Regions from separate parts of the Homo sapiens genome. Here region 2 is linked to region 1. A link is a contact called in ENCODE Hi-C data. All regions are on one chromosome and are shown on one strand. Each heading gives the region's core, a stretch centred on a gene start or an enhancer-like site at or near the end of the contact. The rest is flanking DNA. Distances are from core to core; before and after follow the strand shown.

The links. Hi-C counts contacts between places; a loop is a spot of excess contacts on that map. Pooled maps may share reads with other maps.
Region 2: a loop to region 1 is called in a pooled map, with 8 times the contacts of the local background. The contact joins the promoter of SNX10 here to the promoter of SPMIP4 in region 1. A Hi-C loop is called at or near these places in 4 of 50 pooled maps.

Annotation. Positions count from the first base shown.
Region 1 is chr7:25,177,165-25,182,048 of GRCh38, forward strand. It overlaps SPMIP4 (sperm microtubule inner protein 4), which reads right to left and starts at 3,190. Exons shown (of 10, transcript NM_138811.4): 1 at 2,498-3,190; 2 at 2,011-2,168. The coding sequence starts at 2,144. All of the region lies in intron 1 of LOC124901603 (a long non-coding RNA gene), which reads left to right. LOC124901602 (a long non-coding RNA gene) reads left to right here. Exons shown (of 2, transcript XR_007060260.1): 2 at 1-467. RefSeq lists silencers at 2,696-2,975, 3,036-3,425.
Region 2 is chr7:26,290,381-26,294,676 of GRCh38, forward strand. SNX10 (sorting nexin 10) reads left to right here and starts at 1,482. Exons shown (of 7, transcript NM_013322.3): 1 at 1,482-1,706. RefSeq lists silencers at 1,506-1,745, 1,896-1,975 and an enhancer at 3,467-3,516.

The DNA.
Region 1 (4,884 bases), core at 1,940-4,439:
GCTATCCTTTTTGGAAGAGTTTAAACTGAGGCTGGGTGACTTCCCGTCTGGTTTCCTAGAGAATTCTTAAATGATTGGGAGGCTGAGGCGGATGGATCACGAGGTCAGGAGATCGAGACCATCCTGGCCAACATAGTGAAACCCCATTTCTACTAAAAATACAAAAGAATTAGCTGGGCGAGGTGGTGTGTGCCTGTAGTCCCAGCTACTCAGGAGGCTGAGGCAGGAGAATTGCTTGAACCCAGGAGGCGGAGGTTGCAGTAAGCCGAGATTGTGCCACTGCACTCCAGCCTGGCAACAGAGTGAGACTCCGTCTAATAAAAAAAAAACAAAAAAACAAAAAACACAAAACAAGTAGACAACCACTCAGGCTATTTTTTCACTGTCCAGGTGTTTTGAGGTGTTTTTTCCTTTTCCTTTTCTCAAAATGATTCAAGTAAATACAATACAGGAAATGCTGACACTAAGATCTTGGCAAATTACTTGTGTGTATCTGTTATTTCATATGTAAAATGCAGATAACAGTAGTACTTATAGGGTTGTCATGAGGATTAAAAGAATTACTACATACAAAGCATTTGGTAGAGTGCTGACACACAGTAATCACTAGATAGGTGCAATTATTTTCATTGTAATTTTTTTTTTTAAACTTTTTTTCTAGGTTCAGGGGGACATATGCAGGTTCATTATACAGGTAAATTGCATGTTGCAGTGGTTCAGTGTACAAATTATTTTGTCACCCAGGTGATAAGCATAGTACCCAAGAGGTAGTTTTCTGATCCTCACCTTCCTCCCTCTCTCCACCCTCAAGTAGGCCTTGGTGTCTGTGGTTCCCTTCTTTGTCTCCATGTGTACTCAATGTTTAGCTCCCACTTATAAGTCAGAATAGGTGATATTTGGTTTTCTGTTCCCGTGTTAGTTTGCTTTAGAATAATGGCCTCCAGCTCCATCCACGTTGCTGCAAAGGACATGATCTCGTTTTTTTATGGCTGCATAGTATTCCATGGTGTATATGTACCATGTTTTCTTTATCCAGTCAACCACTGATGGTCATTTATGCTGATTCCATGTCTTTGCTATTGTGAATAGTGCTGTGATGAACATACTTGTGCATGTGTCTTTATGGTAGAACAACTTATATTCCTTTGATAGAACAACTTATAAGAACAACTTAGAATCCAATAATGGGATTGCTGGGTCAAATGGTAATTCTGTTTTGAGTTCTTTGAGAAATCACCAAACTGCTTTTCATAAATTAAATCATAATGTATAATTAATGTGTTACAGGGAATTTGGTGAAGCAAAAATTTACACAAGTATAAGCAGCAAATTCTGGGAGTATTTTTGGGCAGATGGTAGAAGGGCATGTTAGGGAACCAATACAGTACTATTTATAAAAGTCTTTGCTTACAACATATTAATTTCCCAATGAAGGAACGGACCATTCTAAGATTTTAGAATGTAGTGGATGAATTTGATGTGTGGCTTTTATAGTAGACAGCCACTTACTTCTCGAGTTCCTTACAGACACTTGAAGGTTCAGATAATTGCCACGTTTTGCCTTCCCTATTATATGATAAGCAGAAGAGCCCCGGCCCGGCGCAGTGGTCACGCCTGTAATCCCAGCACTTTGGGAGGCCGAGGTGGGTGGATCATTTGAGGTCAGGAGTTTGAGAACAGCCTGGCCAACATAGTGAAACCCTGTCTCTACTAAAAATGCAAAAATATTAGCTGGGCATGGTGGTGCATGCCTGTAATCCCAGCTACTCTGGAGGGTGAGGCAGGAGAATCACCTGAACCTGGGAGGCAGAGGTCCCAGTGAGCCGAGATCGCACCACTACACTCCAGCCTGGGCGACAGAGCGAGACACCGTCTCAAAAACAAACAAACAAACAAACAAACAAGAAACAGAAGAGCCCCAGAACAATAAATGTTTTTCCTCACATAATAAAATACACGAATACATTAAAACTGCTTTTTCTTGTTTGCTTTTTCTAGTTTTTGTTTTACCTGTCCTCTGAGGCAGTTGGGCGAGTAACCGTCTGGAGGGGGTTGTGCAATTCATTAGAGTAAAAGGTGTTGGACAGTATGTCAGCTCCTTCAAGCTCCCTGCAACAGTAGGGCCTGCCGTGAATGACTTCCATGCTTCTTGGCTAAAAAGGCACAACCTGGAAAAGAAAAGGAGGGCACATTTGGCTTGTCGAGTCAAGGCAGGCAGAAAACACATTTTACACTGCTAAATTGTTCAACCTGACGCTGCACAGACGTCACAGGCTTCCCTCTGCACTGAAAGCCGTCAAATCAGTAATAAATAGAGACCTAAATAAGTTCTATGGAAATAAATTTCAACTGAAACAAATCCACAAAGTGGACGGTGCCTCCAAGTAGTCACCAGAATGATCATCCAGTAGGTTCGTACCAGTCCGCTACTTTGTGGCCATCAACTGACATTCAATTCCTGCCTTAAATTTAACTATAACTATTCAAGAAAACTCACTTGACTTTTAGCCTGTGGTCTTTCCGAAAATTAGAGACTCTTCATTCAACAAAATAAGCGCTGTCCTAAAGCCTTCGGGGATTCTGGACAAGAATCCCTTTGCAGATGGTGGAGTCAGTAGTGCAGCACGAACGGGACCCTAAAGGGGATTCCCGGTTTCCAACTGCGTCGGGGAGAATCCCACCTCTCTCTCGGACTTGGGGGAAGGCCAGGAGCCGGCGTAGCTGGGACCAAGGGTGCCAGGGGTCGAGGCCGAGCCTCACGGGCTGTCACTGCCCTGCAAGCGGTGCCTCGGGGGTCTGGACATACCTGGGACATGAGCCTGGGGGCGCTGCGGGACCGCGCCTCCCCTCCCCTCCCCGCAGCTGGCGGCCTTCGCGGGCCGAGGAATTTTGAGGTCGTCCGCACCTACGGCCCGGTGGAGCTGGCAGGCAGGGGCGGGGGCGGGAGAAGGACGGCGGGCAGGCCGGGGTGGGGTGGGGCTGGGGGCGCTTGTGACGGTGGCCGTGACCGCGGCATTAGGTGATGCGTCCTTGAGGGGCTGGGGGCTTCCGGGCGGCGAGCGGGGCGCAGTAGGAGGCTCTTAGAGACCTCGGAGGAAACCAGCCCAGCGCTACGGGACTGGCAAGAATGCGAAGAGGAACCGAGAGTGAACGGAGTGCGAGGCGCCGGGTCGGAGGCGAGAGGGGCTCTTCCGCCTTGCGACCCCTGGCCCCGCCTCCCGGTCCCTTGCCCCGCCCCTCTCGGCTCACCGCCCTGCCTCCAGTCGGACCCCGCCTTGCCCCACCCGCGCCCCGCCCCCAGGCGCCCTCTAGCGGCGGCGGCGATGGCGATACCAGTTTCTTTTTCCAGGGCTACCAGGTCTGGAGCTGTCTCAGGGCCGGCCAGGGAGCTCTCTCATGTGGACTGGGCGGAGGAGGAAGAGCTCCGGTCCAGTGGAGTCCCTGGTGAGGTCGGAGCATCCGACCTGTCCTCCCTCCCCAGGTCACCTCGCAAAAATTGGGGACAGTGTGGCCAGATAGAGGGTGGAGTCTGCAGGATTCTGAAACTGCAGCCCCTGGCATGGCGCCCTAACAGAGTCTCTGCTCCTTCCCTGGTGGGTGCGGACATGGCAAAGTCCTTTACTTGCCTCGTCCCCAGGGCCTAGCCCCACCTTGATTACCTCAGTTTTCCCCAAAAGATACAAATGTGAGCCATGAATCTGCACCTACAGGGTCATGAGTTCCTGTGATGGCTGACAATAAGGGATGTCACCCCCCCCTCGCCACCTGCCACCCCATCAAGGAATGGGATGTGAGGAGGTTAGGTTGTGTGTATATGTGTGATATGGTTAGGCTTTGTGTCCCCACTCAAATCTCATCTTGAATTGTAATACCCATAATCCCCGCTTGTCAAAGGAGAGACCAGGTGGAAGTAATTGGATCATGGGGGCAGTTTCCCCCATGCTGTTCTCGTAATAGCGAGTGAATTCTCACGAGATCTGATGGTTTTATAAGAGGCTCTTCTCCCTTCTCCCAGCACTTTTCCTTCCTGCCCCCTTGTGGAGAAGGTAACTGCTTCTCCGTGGCCTTCTGCCATGATTGTAAGTTTCCTGAGGCCTCCGCAGCCATGTGAGATTGTGAGTCAACTAAACCTCCTTCGTTTATAAATTACCCAGTCTTGGGCAGTTCTTTACAGCATTGTGAGAAAAGACTAATACAGTGTGGGAGGCTAGAAATGAGCCTGCAGGAACCAGAAGGTGAGGGTGAGAATGACCACCTCTGAGAAGAAGGGCGTTGAAACTGTGTGCCAAAGAGTTAAAGAAAACAGTCATAGAAATTCTTGAGTTTACAGGATGGCAGATAAAAGAAACAAATTGCTGAAATGCTGAAATGCCTGGGCTTGTAGGTTAATAAAACTGGCTGAAATCCACTGGAACATATAAGGCCAACTAGAGTCTGCACAGATCCAGCTTGCTGACCTTACAGCTGAATTTCTACTGCCATGTTTCATACTAACTCCTCACTGAATTTGCACGTGGAACCCTTAGGTAGCATGAAGAAATAAGAGCACATGCGCAAGGACTTTCCAGACTTCCTCTTTCCTTCCACCAAGCACCTGCTAATCCCAGAATCCACACTCAAAACCATTTCTAATAAAATAATTGTCCTAAAGCCAGCACAGGGAGACAGATTTGAGCTGGACTTCCTATTTCTTTGTTGGTTGACATGCAATAAAAGTTTTTATTTTATCAAAAACCCAGTGTTATAGTATTGACTTCTAGTGCCTCGGGCAGCGAGCCTCCTTTGCTTGGTAACAGTATGATGGTGCCTTTGCTATTCTCTGCCTACTTTACAACTTTCTACTAACCAACCAGTGGGCATTCATTTTGTGCTGTGCCTTCTATG
Region 2 (4,296 bases), core at 232-2,731, 1.1 Mb after region 1:
CGCCACTACGCCCGGCTAATTTTTTGTATTTTTAGTAGAGACGGGGTTTCACCGTTTTAGCCGGGATGGTCTCGATCTCCTGACCTCGTGATCCGCCCGCCTCGGCCTCCCAAAGTGCTGGGATTACAGGCGTGAGCCACCGCGCCCGGCCCAAGTTACCAGTCTTAATAGGGTCAAAATTCTAACAGATATTCAAATGACTTTCAGTAGACTCTCCAAGGGTTTGTTGCTGCTTTGTCTACAGCTGTAAAGTCATGCTCTTGACAATAAGTTCAGAAAGATTTTAATTTTACAGAATCTCTTAGGATCTTAGATACATGCTGCATTTTGTTTTCTACTCAATGTTTTTCTTTGCGGAGCATAGGGACAAGAATATAAAAAATACACTTTAATTTGATTTTCTTTCTTTTTTTTTTGAGACAGAATCTTGCTCTGTCGCCCAGGCTGGAGTGCAATGGCATGATCTCGGCTCACTGCAACCTCTGCCTCCCGGGTTCAAGCTATTCTCCTGCCTCAGCCTCCCGAGTAGCTGGGATTACAGGCGCGCGCCACCACGCCCAGCTAAGTTTTTGTATTTTTAGTAGAGACGGCATTTCACCATGTCAGCCAGGATGGTCTCCATCTCCTGACCTTGTAATCCACCCGCCTCGGCCTCCCAGAGTGCTGGGATTACAAGCGTGAGCCACCACACCAGCTTAATTTGATTTTCAAAAGTGATCATGGTTGCATTCACTTGTGTGTCATGACTTGGGTGCAATTTTAGGAAATTAAATACCAGTGATTGAGGGTTCAGCAATACAACTTCAAGATCCAAGATGTTAAGACACAACATTGTATATTTATACGTTTTGTTAGGGAGTTAATGTAGGTGTGGTGAACAGATGCGTTTTCAGGTGGGCCTGGAATGGTCCCTGGAGGATGATCAGCGACAAGCTGTATCTAATGGGAAAATTCATGCTTGAAAAATGAAATATTAGGCTATGCTTATTATTCTGTGTCATTCAGTCACTTATTAGCAGTTTAAGTGATGATTGTGGTTTCCCATGCAAACAGGTGTGGGGACCCAGCCTCAGGTGCCATTTGGGAAATGCTTTCCTCAGTCAGGTCCCTTGGCAGATCTCATTAGCTTTCCCCCCAAATGTTTTATTGAGACATTTCAAACATAGACAAAAACTGAAATAATTTTATATAAACACCATAGCCCACCACCTAGATGCTATGAACATTCTGCCATTCTTGTTTATCACGTTATTTATCCGTCCTCCTCCCCATCGGCAATCCTCCCCATAACTGTGGGGTCAGGGTTAGGAAGCTTAAGGTGACTCAGGTGGCGAATTCCGAAGGGTGCCGCTGGAGCACCTCCAGCCTCAACGTCCGGACTAATGGGGGCATTTCCTCCCTAACTCAATTTCAGGAAGCAGGAGGCTAGCTCTGCAGGGTGGGGGCGCACCTGGGCTGGGCTGCGCGGAGGCGGCGGAAGCACTAGGCGCGGCGCCCACAGGCGGACGGCTGGCGCTGAGCGCGGGCGCGGGGCCGCTACGTGCGCGGGGAGCGCGGGGAGCGCGGGGAGCGCGGGGCTGCGCTCGTGTGCGCTCCTGGGCGCTCGCCGCCGCCGCTGCCGCCGCGCGCCTTTGAGTCAGCAAACTCCGCGGCCCGCAAGCCCGGCTCGGCCCGGCCCTGCTCTGTTCTGCCCGGAGGAGCCGCCCGTAAGTGACAAGAGACCCGCTGAGGGGGCCTCCCCTGCACCGCCCAGGTGGGGACGGCGGCCCTTCTTTCCAGAGGCGCGGGCCCTTCCCGCTGTTCCCAGGTGCCCGCACCCTTGCGGGCTGGAAAGAGGTTTGGGTCCCTTGGGCTTGGAGCAGAGGAGCCGCCTCCTTTTCAGCCGAGGTGTGCCGGGCAGGGAGAAATGATCAGCGCGGTAGAGCGGGGAGATGGAGCGCGTCGATCCAGGGATTCTTGGCTAAAAAGACACCCCGGGGAGAGGGTGGGGCAGAGGTGGATTCTAGATTACGGAAGAAGTGCTGTGGCACCTTACACCAGGCCGGGTAGAAGGGGGTGGGGAGGTGGTTTTTAAAATTTATTTATTTATTTTTTTATTCATTCATTAACGGGTAGCCTTGAGTTGAGGAATTGGGAGGGGTAGGCAGGTTTATTCGTGGGATTGTGGGATTGAGGGAGAAGGCCCAGGGGAAAATCCATATAATTGACTGATTATCAGATTTGGTGACCAGGAAAGCAACAGCCTGTTTTTCAGTTCCGATGCATCATACTTTTCTCAAATTACACGGATTATTGAGGGGGATCGTCACGGAATGGGGAGCAACATGTCCTGCTGAAAGGAAGGGCTTCTATCTCTACAAGACACGTTAAAAATGATGGTATCAGAAAATTAGAACGGGGAGGAGGCTTGCACATGATCTCCATCAAACCTTTCATTTTACAGACAGGGAGGCTAAGGCCGAGGGACGCTGAGTGTTGGGACCAGGATCATTCAGCCAGATGGGAGCAGAACCAGGCCTACAACCTGGCAGGCTTCTGACTTCCACCCCGGAGTTATGTCCACCTCTGGGGCCTGGGAACTGGGTTTGGATTGCATAAGCTCCCCCTCCTCTCCCAGGAGGGGGCTGGGCTGGAGGCTGAGGCCTTCGCCAGGAAGAAGCAGGGACTGCTTGGATAGTTGACCAGCTTCTGCAGGGGCTCCTCAGTGAGAGAATGGAGGTGAGGTCAGGGACTCCTGCCTTGCCTCTGCCATCACTTCCAGTGATGCCTATTCCTAAGGTAGGTACATAGCTGGACCTTCATTATTCTTAATATTATTTACTTTTTTCTTTTTCTTTTGAGACAAGGTATTATTCTGTCACCCAGGCTGGATTGCAGTGGTGCGATCTTGGCTCACTGCAAACTCCACCTCCCAGGCTTCAGTGATCCTCCCACCTCAGCCTCCCTAGTAGCTGAGACCACAGGTGCGGGCCACCACACCCCTGGCTAACTTCGGTATTTTTTTTGTAGAGACAGGGTTTTGCCATGTTGCCCCAGGCAGGTCTGGAAGTCCTGAGCTCAAGCAATCCACCTGCCTCGGCCTCCCAAAGTGCTAGGATTACAGGGGTGAGCCACTGCGCTCGGCCTTTTATTACTATTTTTTAAAGGAAGGGTAGACTTGAGATTGACTGATAGGGCAGTTTTTAATAAAAATACAAAAATAAAATACATTTAGAAGAAACTGTGTGAAGATGTGAAATATCAGTGATTAGCATGGACTCAACTGGTCGTCCTGTTTCTTCTACCAGTCCATTTCATTCTCACTTTTGATTACCATTTAACTGGGGAGGACATCAGTGTTGACAGTGGGACTTGCTCAGGCTGACACTGTGCCCCACCAGGGAGTCTCCCCTCCAGGCTGGTACACACTTCCTCTTATTTTACTAATGGGAAGGACCCCTGAGTTAGGTAACCTAAAGTAATAGAAATAAGCACGTTCATTAAAAAAAATAAAAGTATGTTAATCAAAGAGTAACGTTGGTGTTCTACAGCAATTCTGCTGGGCTTTGGAGCAGTGGATATCTTTTCTCAGCCCTAGGATCACTACTTTCATTTTAAGGCTTCATTTTGCTCGTTAAGTTACTGGGGAAAATAACTTCTTTTTTCCGTTTTTAGTGACAGGGCTGTGGTTTCACAACCACTTGGTGAAAGGCAGACAACTGGTTGAGAACAGGGGCCAGTCTATGCAGATTTTCATTTCCTAGCATGGCGGAGAAGGGCTTTTGGCCAAGCTCATGGTTGACTCTGTGGGGAATCCCCCAAATTTAGCATTGTTATCTCCAAACATCTTTTTCTTAGTAATCTGGTAGGTATGAATTAGCTCTTCTGTTCTCTAAGCCCTGTTCAAAGAGGAAGGTATATAGTGTAGTGGTTAGAACTTGTGATTCCAGACCCATCTGAGTTGAAATCTTGGTATAATAATTTTCTAAGTATAGTTTTGTTGGCGGGGCACTTAACACTCTCTGAGTTGCCTGTTATTCAGAAATAAAAAAGGGTGATGGTAATCTTTGCTTCCCAGAACTGTTAATACAACAGCTGACATTTATCGAGTGCTTACTATATTCCAGGCATCGTGACATTATCGAGCACTTAATTATGGGCCAGGCATTGTGAAAGAGTTTTTATGTGGCAGTCTCATTAAGCATCACAACAGACTTATGAAGCAGATTCTGTTACTGTCTTCAGTTTACCTCTGGGGAAACTAAGCCATCAGAGTATTTATGATTTCTCTAAACTCAGCTTACAGTTTTAACTACC